3 separate regions of the Homo sapiens genome follow, and all the other regions are linked to region 1. A link is an interaction called in ENCODE POLR2A ChIA-PET data of the cell type or tissue named here. Cell type or tissue: MCF 10A. All regions are shown on one strand.

Region 1 (4,000 bases):
CTTTCCTGAGCAGCTTACTGCCGTGGTCTAGTTATGAGAAGATGTGTCACAGAAGTTAAAGATTGCTTGATTCACAAAAACCTGCGTGTTTTGCCTTCTTTTCTGGTATAGTTAATGACTGACAGAACAGAAAACTTTATATAATGAGGCAGCATTACTGCTTAGGAAATGTCCATCTCTTTCTGACTCATTGTGTAACGTTTTCCTGACATTTAAAAATGTCATTTCCTGTGCTCCCCTATCTTCTTCAGCTGTGCGTCAGCCCACCCTGCCTGTCCTCATCATGTCTGCTAATGGGTCCATGCGCCTCTGCTCCATGGACCGCATTGCTGCCCCATGTCAAGCATACATTTTTACACACTATGAGGCCTGTCGGTCATGCTCTTCAATATCATGGGTCTCTCTGCAATCCTTTAGCAGTCTGGACCAGCCGCTGGCTTTTGCCCCACCTCCCGCTGTAAGGTGAGCACTCCGGACAGAGGACATATTCCTGGCTCAGCTACCTAGCAGAACTTTTAACCCTTCAAACCAGCATGACTTCAACTTTGTCGCATTCTGCATTTTCAAAACTGGTTTCAGATCAGTGCCAGTGCCCCTAACAGCCAAAATAAACATTTCATTTCTGACGTTCCTGTATTATTCTCCTCCAACGTATAGTCATTAGCATTGCTTGGTTATGTTCCATGTTCAAAGCACTGTGTGTGTGTGATCAAAACAAGTTTCAACACACGTAACATAGTATGGTCTCTGCAGTTAAGTGTCAATCCAAAGTTTCCTTGGAAAAATACCCAACTTTGAAGGATCTGTGTTAAACAGTTGACTTTGCTGTTAGAGTATCTGAGTTCAGATTGTGGCTCCACCACTGACTAGTTCTGTGGCTTTTGCCAAATTTCTTAGGTGCCTTCTCTGCCAGCCAGGTGCAATGAGTACCTACCTGCAGGCTATCAGGAGGATTACATGAGCTAATCATGCAAAGCTCTTAGAGTAACATTTGTCACTGAGTAAACACTCAGTGATGCGGGTTATTACCAGACAGTATTTTTCTATTTACCTCATGAAATGTTGATTTCTGCATCAGAGGAGTGGCCTATACAAGCTTATGTAGAAAAAAATATTTTTTCATCAGGGAAACAGTCTTGAAAAATGCACATTGTCTGTTGGTTTCGTTGGTGAGCCTGTTGCTTGCTTGGAGCTGCCCTGTATTCACGGCCCTGAAGGCTGACTTCCAGCTCACCCTGCATCTGAATGAACAGGACAGCTGTCCAGAAGTAAAGTCTGTATCAGATTCCCCTGCCAATATAGTTTTTCAAAACATAGGACAGTGGTTTTTAAAATACATGGCAAGTTTTGCTTCTCACTCTGGGCAGGGTTTCTTCTTTAAACTGAGCATTTCTCTATCAACAGCATGCTTTGCAGCTGCCATTTTTGACTCCCTATGGATCCACATCCCATCCAGGCATAAAACCAGTGGCCAATTTCTGGCCTGGAAGGGCTGTTCTAGTGGGTGAGGGAACTGTTCTTTTAAGGGCGGCTGCCACTTGAGAGTGCAAGTTCATTGTTGGCAGCCCCAGCTGTCCTTCATTAGGGTAATGACTGCAGACTGAGGGGAAGGCTCCCTGCCAAAGGTGACTCAGTGGAGAGTCAGATGCCGCTCTCGGAGAATGCAGCTTCACAAAGGGCTGCTTAACCTGGACCCTGGCTTTCACAAGCCCAGGAGGGGAATTTTAGTTTCAAGTACTGTGATTGTTTTCACAGGCCCATAAAAGGGATCTTTGTCAGAGCCTAATCATTATCATAACATTTGAGTGGCCACATAATTCCATTCCGTTCTACAAATAACCAATGGTGTCAATTATGTACAGGACACGGAGCTGGGTCTTTAGGGAATTCCGAGAAACAAGACATGGTTCAAGCCCTCTAGTAGCTTACAATTTAGTAAGGAAGCTAAGACAAGTATAATCACCAATTATCCAAACAAGTGTTCATTGGTTTTCTCTTACGTGCCTGGAAATAGGCCAGAAAAGGAAAAGCAGGTGCATAAAGCCAAGTCTCTGCCCTGGAAGAATGAAAGTAAAATAGGTACCATGGTGATTTCTTTTATCATTTAAGACTTTTTATTTTGAAATAATTTTAAACTTAGAGAAAAAAGTAGAAGAGTACTCTTTGTATATCTTTTACACTGATTTCCAGTTGTTAAGATTTTACCACAGTTGCTTTATCATTATTTTCCTGTAAACTATATATATATATTCTTTCCCATCTGAATCAACTGAGAGTAAGCTGAACACTTCTAAACATTTCACTGTGTATTTCCTAAAAGACAAGGACACTCTCCCACCTAATCACAGAACAACCATCAAAATCAGTAAATTAACATTATAAACACTACTCTGTAATCCAGGACCCCACTTAAATTTTACTAAATATTCCAATAATGTCTTCAAAGTGGGAAAAAATTCCCTTTTTAAGTCATTATCCAATCCAGGATAACATATTACATTTTGTTGTCATCTTTTTGGACACTTCTTCAGTCTTTTCTTGTCTTTTGTGACCTTGATATTATTGAAGCATATTCAACAGTTATTTTGTAGAGTGTCCCTCAATTTGAGTTTGTCTGATGCTTTCTCATGATTAGATTCAGGTTGTGTGTGTTTGACAGGAATACATATGGTAGTGTTGTATCCTTCTCAGTCTATCATGGTAGAAAGGACATGATACCAGTAAAGTCCCATCCCTGGTTATGTTAACTCTGATCACTTGGGGAAGGTGGTGTTTGCCAGCATTCTCTACTGTAGAGTTATTATTTTTTTCTTTTGTAATTCATCAGTATTTTGTGAGGAGCTACCTTGCAATCATGTAGATATCTCATTCCATAAAACCTCTCAACTTGTTTTATCATCCTTGAAAGATTCGTGCCTGAATAAAATACTACCATGATAGCTGCCAATTTTGATTTTTCTAACTTCATCATTGCTTTGACATTCACTGGTTGACATCCTACTGAAAGGAAGTGCTTTCTCTTTTCCCTCACTTATATATTTATTCATTTATTTATTTTTATCAACAAGATCCATGGATTTCCATTTCACTCCATGGGCTATAATCCATTATACCATCATTTATTTTCGTGCTCAAATTGTTCCATATTTGGCTAGTGGTAGCCCCTTAAAGCTGCAAACAACCATCACCAGAAAAGAAAAGAAGTTTAACTGGCTCATGGTTCTGTGAGCTATATAGGCTTCTGCTTCTGGGGAGGACCCAGGAAACTCACAATTATGGTGGAAGGGTAGCAAGCACATATTCACATGGTGGCAGGAGAGAGAGAGAGAGCAAAGGCGGAGGTGCTGAACACTTCCCCACAACCAGATCTTATAAAAACTCTATCATGAGAACAGCAAGGAGGAAGTCTGCTCCTGTGATTCAGTCACCTCCCACCAGGCCCCCCCTTCAACACTGGGGATTACAATTTGACAGGAGATTTGGGTGGGGACACAGAGGCAAACCATATTATTCTACCCCTGGCCCCTCCCAAACCTCGTGTTCTTGTCACATTTCAAAACACAATCATACCTTCCCAACAGACCCCCAAAGTCTTAACTCATTCCATCATTAACTAAAGTCCAAGTCCAAAGTCTCATCTAAGACAAGGAAGTCCCTTCTGCCTATGAGCCTGTAAAATAAAAAACAAATTACTTAGTTACTTTTAAGATATAATGGGGCTACAGGCATTGGGTAAATGCTCCCCTTCCAAAAGGGAGAAATTGGCAAAAACAAAGGGGCTACAGGCCCCATGCAAGTCTGAAATCCAGTAGGGCAGTCATTAACTCTCAAAACTCCAAAATAATCTCCTTTGAGATTCATGTGAATCCATGTATCACATCCAGGCCACACTGATGCAAGGGGTGGGCACCCAAGGCCTTGGGCAGCTCTGCACCTGTGGCTTTGCAGGGTACAGCCCCTGTGGCTACTTTTATGGACTGGCATTGAGTGCCTACAGCTT
Region 2 (4,000 bases), 120 kb after region 1:
TCCTGTATGCTTTGCGCTCTCTCTCTCTCTTTCCTGACTTCTCCTCAGCCTGTAAGACACATTTAGATCTCTCCCTTCCCAGAGTCTACCCTCGATGGGGAAAACTTGCATATTCACTTAGCCTTTAAGATTCATCTCATTTCACTTTTGCCTTTACACATTTGTGCACTGTTAAATTGGACATGGATTAACTTTGAAATTTAAAAAAGTTTCTCCCCGAAATGAGCAGACAAAAATATTGATCACATGGATCCTGGTCTTCAAGAAGCCTCACCTGACTCATGCTGGCCAGCTAAGCATCCCATAGGCCTGGCCTGAAACTAGAGCTGCATTTGCCACATGACTGAAACCATCTGTGTACGGGCCTATCTCTCCCCAGCTGTCAGCTCTTGGTGGGCAGGTTAATGGCTTTCAAAACCTTTGATTCTCTAGGTCCTGGCACAGTGTCTGATGGTAGTAGAATGCCACTAAGAGTTTGTTGAATTGATCTCAATAATTGCATTTAAGCCAGGGAGAGGCACTTTATATTATCGGCCTCTTGGGGCTACATCAAATAGCAAAATAGAAACAGCACAACTAGGTGAGTAACTAGGTAAATAAGTTGTTTTGATGAACAACTCCATGTGTGTGCCCTATAATACGTAATTAGTCACTCATCCTTACAAGGAATTTTGTTGACATTTGTTATAGTTGCAATTTTTAAGGAAGTAATATCAAGCAAAAGAATCATCAAAGACTTTTCCTATGGTCACTCATTTGAAGACCTTTACATGGAATATGAGACAAAGAACTCTGAAATTCTGGAGTTTAATCTCAAAGCCATTCTCCTTCCCTAAAAGATCATCTTTTGAGGATAGATTTCTGACATGTCTCTTTTTTTATCTCCTTCATTTCTCTGGCTTATTGTGTTGAGCATCCTGAATGATGGTGTTGACTGCCCTCCACCAGAAGCAACTCCACAGAGGAGCAGTGGGATTCATCCACAGAGTACCATGGTCTCTGCAGACACTTTCTATTCACAGATAAGGGTTGCACCAGAGGGAGGAAGAACAGGAATGCCTGTTCATACCCAGGGTTCACAGTAGCAAAATAGAATTCACCCCAAAAATGAAAACACTGCAGAATTTTGGGGATTTTTGATATCAAATCTCCCCAATCTCTGACTTAAAAGGAAACCAAAACGCTCCTTGGAAGAGGTCTGTAAGTCTGTGAGTTAGGGCAGAGCAGAGCCCTCAATATTTTAAGTATACTGCATATACTTAAAAAGCTCTAACAGAAGAATTAAACAAAGGCAGGCAGAATCCTAAATGGAATTCTTCTTTCTAGCTGGTGTGTATATGTTTAGGAGTGGAGGGGGATAGTTTTATGTGCACCTGGGAATCTGAAAATATCTGCTTCCAATGGGTGTCCATGTTCTATGAGTTTGGGAGTCACAAGAGAGAAAGAATGAAATTGTATATTAGGAAGAGGTGCATGCCAAAGAAACACTTGCAGATCTAATGATTCTTGACTACTAGAAGTCATGAGTCATGTCAAGATTGCTTTCTTGTCCGTCACATACATCCCTTCAATTTATTATATATTAAGACTTGTACACCAGTTCCTTCCAAAGGACTTACAGTAGCTTTGTACAATTGGAATCCTTTTTCCTCTTCTAATAAGTACTCAAATCGACAGCTTCCTTACTCCATGGAAGACACAGCCTTGGGATTTAGAAGGGAGCCAACTGAATTGGCAAAGGCCCATCCTCACTGTGTGCATGTACGACAGCCATTTGCATTTTTCTAATTTTGGATTCCTGCTTCAATAGGCACATAGGACATTCTTGAGGGTATCTTGGCAACCCACACCCATATTCATGCACGAAGGTGCCTAGTCTCAGGCTGACTAATCCACTCGTCTAAATTACACATGTCAGGTGACCATGGGATTTGCTGACTGTGTTCAATTAGGTGCAACTATGCAGGGCTTTTCAACATCTCAAGTTACATGAAGCATATGTTAGAATAAATCAATTGACTTTTGCTGCTCGGTTTTGGCTCTGCTTCCAGAGAACTCGTGAGTGGGAAAATGGGATATGCACTCAGTATGTAGGATCCTTTTCTCTCAGCTAGACTTGAAGTAGAGAAAACAAGGAATTTGGACTTAGCCACATCCCTCTGCAGTCTGACTCCCTGGAATCTCAAAGGGAAAAGAAGCAAAGGGAAAAGAGTCACACTAATAAAAAATTATCTATCCATTCATCTGAAGTTGGACACTTACGTCAATTTCATAGCTTGACTATTGTGACTAGTGCTATAATGAACATGGGAGTGCAGGTATCTCTTTGACACACTGATTTCATTTGCCTTGGATATATACCCAGTGGTGGGATTGCTGGATCACATAATAGTCCCATTTTTAATTTTTTGAAGAAGCTCCATACTGTTTTCCATAATGGCTGTCCTACTTTACAATCCCATCAACAGTTTGTAATTGTTCCCTTTTCTCCACATCCTCACCAACACTTTTTTTTTTTGTCTTTTGATGATAGGCTATTTTAACTGGAGTGAGATGGTACCTCATTGTGTGTTTTACTTGCATTTCCCTGTTGATTATTGATGTTGAGCACTTTTCCATGAGGTGATAAATCTAACTGCCTTGATTATACAACACATATATGTACCGAAACATCAAATTGTGCCCCATAAATATTTACAATTAAAATGTGTCAATTTTGAAAAAATTCCCAATGGGATTGGAATGTGATTTTAAGTTTACCCACATTGGTAGTCTCCCATGTGTTCTTTGATGCCTTAAATTCCTTTCCTAAGGAAGGAAGCAGCCATTACAATAAAAACTCAAACTGCAAATATCTGTGGGTAGGTCTAAGTTCCCTTCTTAGTGAAGGATGAGTCAGGCCACCACCTGGGCACCTTCCACGAAAAATCTGTGTATCCAGTGATTCATATATGGACTGAGGAGCTGTGGGGAAGTTCAGGAAAACACAGTGACATCTAATGGCCTGCAGCACTGGAGACCTGGCCCAGGGGTGGAGGGTGGAGGAGCCACAGTTCAAGAATAACAGTGCCCCTGTAAAATAATTCATCATAAGCAAAGAAGGTGTCTGCATGGTAAGACTCAGCCAATGGCCTGAGGCTGGAGAAGGATAGTCATACTGAGCACCCTCTAGAGAATCCCCATGGCCCCAGGTCTTACTCAGGCACTGGGTGCCTTGTATTTGCCCTGGAGAAGAAATGGCCCTAAGTCAATTGCTCTTTGAGCTCCAGCCTCTGGCAGATGCTTGACCTCTAGAACTGTAACACTGTGGGGTTTGGTGAACCTAAACTGGAACTTTCTTCCAATACAGTGCAACACAAATGGAGCATTCTCCTACTCTTCATGGTCTTGAAGTGGCAGTAGCAGCAGTAACCATGACCAACTCAAAGCACTGAGTAACAACCAGCAGATTCATGAACACTTTAGAGCACCCCTAGGAACGCCTGGAGGCATTGTCATCTGCAGGCAGACTAGTAAAACCCTAGAATCTCTGAATCTAGACAGGCAGCTTCATATTAATAAGACCAGACTGAATTGCCCTTACCAGCTCATGAAGACCAAGACATTTGGGTTATACCTGAAAGAAATCATTACTTATGTAACTCCATGTGTTATTAATGACTCACTCATATACTTTCCTATATGAGACTGCGACAGTCTTGGGATAGGGAGCGTATTGGGCAATTTCACTGGCTGCAGAACTTTAATGGTGAATGTGAAAAAAGGTACCCCTAGGTAAAAGGAGAAAAATATAGGAGGGGAAGAGGTTAGAAAGAGAAAGTCTGAGACCTTTTTAGTAAACCAACTCATAAATGAGAAAAATTGAAGCTACCTTTAACTGTAAACTCTAGAAAGCTCATTCTACCAACAAGAAGAATCCAGAAGGACCCAGAGTCTGTAGAATGGCACAAGCATTACATCATATTTCCTTGCCTTTTGGTCCAAAGCCAAGTTATCCTCA
Region 3 (4,000 bases), 160 kb before region 1:
CTGAACCAGTTTAGCGGGAAGGGGCATTCTGCTTGCCTAAGCTGAATTCCAGTGCACGTGATTTCACTTGGGTGGTGTCTTTGCTGTCACTTCTCCCTTTACAGGCCTAACCTCAAAACATTCCCTTACCGACCCCTCTCCCCTAAGCAAAATACACAGGCAAAAGGTTTTTGTTGTTACTATACAGGCAAATTATTATTATACAGGTGATATCACAGGCAAAATGTTTTTGTTGTTATTATACCCAGCATCATATAACGGAAGGATGGTGTGTGAATCCACTCTGAGGTGACCTCACAGATGCCCCTTCAGGACCTGGAAGGGGAATTACCCTTGGCCAAGGCCACACTCCTCTCTGGAGGCAGCCCCCATCAATGGCTGGTCCTGGAAGGAAGAAGGATAAAAGGCAGCCCCAGGCAGTTCAGAGCTCCCTGTATAATTGGCCGAGACTGCATCTACATCATAGTTCAGCGCCTCCTCTCCCTGCCTGTCTGTCCTGCCCCAGCTCCCTCACAGGTGCCTGCTTCTGAGAAGATCCTCCTAACCACTCCCGGTAGAAACCTTCCACATGCAAATGTCATCATCTTAGGGTCTGTTTCCCAGGGAATGTGACCCGCAGCAGAAGGTAATTTGGGTAGTGCTACATGCTACTTTGTAACAAGCTCATTTTTACTAATTACGGCATGAGTAGGTGGTGCTTGAACTCAGCAGGGACAGATAAATAGTTTTGATTCAGGCTGAGTGGGGTGGCTCACGCCTGTTAATCCCAGCACTTTGGTAGGCCAATGCGGGTGGATCACTTGAGGTTAGGAGTTTGAGACCAGCCTGGGCAACATGGTGAAACCATGTCTCTATAAAAAATACAAAAGTTAGCTGAACGTGGTGGCATATGCCTGTAGTTCCAGCTACTAGGGAGGCTGAGGTGGGAGGATCACTTGAACCCGGGAGGCAGAGGTTGGAGTGAGCCAAAATTGTACCACTATACTCCAGCCTGGGCAACAGAGTGCGTTTCTGTCTCAAAACAACAACAACAACAACAAAGAGGCAAGTGTAGGATTGAAATATCACCTTTGCTAGTGAGCCAGCTGATCCTGAGAATAGGACCTATATCTGCAGGAATTTGATGGAAGTTCCTCTGCCCCCAGCCATGGCAGTGCTGGACCATAGCCCTCAGCATGGAGAGCATGGAAGGCAGGAGCAGAGCGGAGGTGGCTTCCTGTGGGCAGCTTGTGCCTGAGGGTGACTGAAGAAGGCCCGATTCTTTGTCCTAAACACATCATTGTGTACATTGCTGCACCTTCCCATGGCGGGGCTGGAGTTTGGGGGAAATGAAGTGGAGAGGAGCCCAGGAGTGTTCTGCTGGGCAGCTTCCTACCTGTGGAAGATGGCATAAAGAGTGGGGGGACATTCTGTCCCTCACAGATAGCAATTCCCTTAGGAGATTGTATCTCTTTCTTGGGAATTCGGTCCTCAGCAAATTGATTTCACAGATATTATTAAGTGCCTATTCAATGACATACATTATTTTGGGGGAATCAGAAATGAACAAAACAGGCAAAATCCCTGCTCTCATGGAGGTTACAATCTAGTGGGAAACACAGAGAGTAAATGAGAAAAGCAAGTAAAATATGTTGGGGGATGGATAGCTATCAGTGATCTATTACAACCCCAAAGTGGGAAAGAGGAAATGAGGAATTATGAGGAATGGCATCAAAAAGGGACACAATAAAAGCCTCCATCTGTTTGGGTAGAATAGGGAATAGGGAGTTAATATTTGCCACTCAAACTGTGCTTCAATTTCAGTTGTCCTTTCTGCTGACACTTGTAACACACTTCTCTCTCCCAGCTCCCCTACATCCAAATCCTGCAAGACCCTTATTGCTTTTGTGAACTTGAGCTCTCTCTGCAACCCTCTAGCCCATCCTCTGTAGGCTCAGTCACAGTTAATGACCTTGACTGTAGCCTTGAAGATACGGACATTCCAGGTGCTCTGCCCTGGCAGGAGTTCAGCATTCCTTTCTGTCCACAGTTTTGCTCTTTGGCCTACTTCAGTGCTGATCCAGCTGGCTGTGACTCCCCACCAGATGTGAAGGGACTTGCACCACCTGAATCTGGTTAGAAGCTGGCTCACATAGCCAGGCTTGTAGTTTCAGCTTTGCTACTGTCATGTGAACCCTGGGCCAGAAGATTCTGTTGACACCTGGAAACTAGGAATGGTTTGGCGGTGTCCTGATATGGTGGATATTTATTGTTTTGTGTTTCTGGTACTCCTACTACTTTCTGGGAATAACACTCCCTTTATTTGGGGGAGCTGTTCTTGCTACCCAATGTGAACCAAATGAGTAATTTGTATTTTACATGACCCCACTTGTCTGTACAAAGTGTTTGATCCAAAGGTAGGCCCCTGGCCAAGCTGAGCTAATCATGGGAGCCCCTGTTCTGGCCACAGTGACATGTGTCTAATGCATGACTCAGAACACACCAATCACTCCCCTGGGATTTCAACAACTAAACCTGCGGGGAGAAAACGTTTTTCCCTTGAGGAAAAGCTGGCAGATATAAGCCAGTAGCTGTAGCAGCCATGTCTGACTTCTGTGAGAAAACCAAGCCGTGGTTAGGGGAGAAGAAAGCCGATCCACAGAGAGAGGCAGAGACAAGAGAGTCGGAGAGAGTCTGAGTCCCCGGCTCCAGGTGTCTCAGTCACGCTCCTGCTCTTCAGGGACTTAGGTCAGTACATTCCAATTTTTTCCTTACCTAGGTCAAGTAGGTCAGGTCAGATTCCAGTCATGACTATTAAACATTGAGTCATGGCAACTATATTTGGGAAGACCCAGAGGGTTCAAGTGAGCATCCCCATGTCTTCTACCTGCCCATCTTTGGAAGATTACTTCTTCCATGAAACGTTTTCTTTTTTTTTTTTTCTTGTTTGATACAGGGTCTCTCTGTGTCATCCATGCTGGAGTGCAGTGGTGTGATCTCGGCTCGCTGCAACCTTCTCCTCCTGGGTTCAAGTGATTCTCATGCCTCAGCCTCCCAAGTAGCTGGGGTTACAGGCGCCCACCACCATCCCTGGCTAATTTTTGTATTTTAGTAGAGATGGGGCTTCACCGTGTTGGCCAGGCTGGTCTCAAACTCATGAGCTCAAGTGAGCTGCCTTTCTTGGCTTCCCAAAGTGCTGGGATTTACAGGCATGAGCTACCTACCTGACTCCTCCTCCTTCCTTCCTTCGTTCCCACATAGCGCTTCGGTTCTGCTTCTCTCATGGTACTAGTAATCCTTAGTGTACTTGCTGGTTTAACCATTTGTCCCCACCAAGAAGGTAGAAATTGGTTCTTATTCTTATTCGTATTCTCTAAGTTGGGCATGGAGATGCTTAGTATGTGTTTGTTGGATGAAAGGATAAACAGATAGATGGATGGATAAGTATCATTACCATTAAGTGGGTGCCTCTGTGTGTCAATCCTTTAATAAAGATGTCAAAAGCCCAGAGACTCTCTGGGGACTGAATTAATTCTGGGGCTTTGGAGGGGTTCTGAAAAGGCCTGGGGAATGTGAATTCCCCTGGAACTACTCTGGAGTTGCCACAGGGTGATGCAGAGTTGGTTCAAGTCTGCACAGGACACTTGGTGATTATCAGCTTTCTCTGATTTGTTCAGGGTGCATGAGAGTGGTGTTTCAGCCTGGAGCGGTGGCTCACGTCTGTAAACCCAGCACTTTGGGAGGCCAAGGCGGGCGGATCACCTGACGTCAGGAGTTCGAGACCAGCCTGGCCAACATGGTGAAACCCTGTCTCTACTAAAAAATACAAAAATTAGCCAGGCATGGTGATGTGTGCCTATAATCCCAGCTATTTGGGAGGCTGAGGCAGGAGGATCTCTTGAGCTGGGAGGTAGAGGTTGCAGTGAGCTGAGACTGTGCCACTGCACACTCCAGCCTGGGTGACAGAGTGAGATTCCATCTCAAAAAAAAAAAAAAAAAAAAAAAGAGTAGTGTTTCTTCT

Evidence for each region. ChIA-PET counts read pairs that join two places held together with the same protein. Peaks named below come from ENCODE experiments on the same cell type or tissue, not always from the same donor. Only the 100,000 strongest peaks of a DNase experiment are listed, where the experiment ranks them.
Region 2: POLR2A ChIA-PET joins it to region 1 with 11 read pairs; 1 of 35 experiments calls an interaction of 5 or more read pairs at or near these places.
Region 3: POLR2A ChIA-PET joins it to region 1 with 8 read pairs; 3 of 35 experiments call an interaction of 5 or more read pairs at or near these places.

The regions. Positions count from the first base shown.
Region 1 is chr2:173,588,863-173,592,862 of GRCh38, forward strand. No RefSeq gene overlaps it. Among named protein-coding and RNA genes, the nearest start is that of CDCA7, 240 kb to the left of the region's middle. In MCF 10A, no CTCF peak of the experiment used is centred here; DNase peaks (open chromatin) are centred at 919 and 1,639.
Region 2 is chr2:173,713,743-173,717,742 of GRCh38, forward strand. No RefSeq gene overlaps it. Among named protein-coding and RNA genes, the nearest start is that of SP3, 250 kb to the right of the region's middle. In MCF 10A, no CTCF peak of the experiment used is centred here; a DNase peak (open chromatin) is centred at 1,889.
Region 3 is chr2:173,426,036-173,430,035 of GRCh38, forward strand. No RefSeq gene overlaps it. Among named protein-coding and RNA genes, the nearest start is that of CDCA7, 73 kb to the left of the region's middle. In MCF 10A, no CTCF peak of the experiment used is centred here; DNase peaks (open chromatin) are centred at 2,086 and 2,456.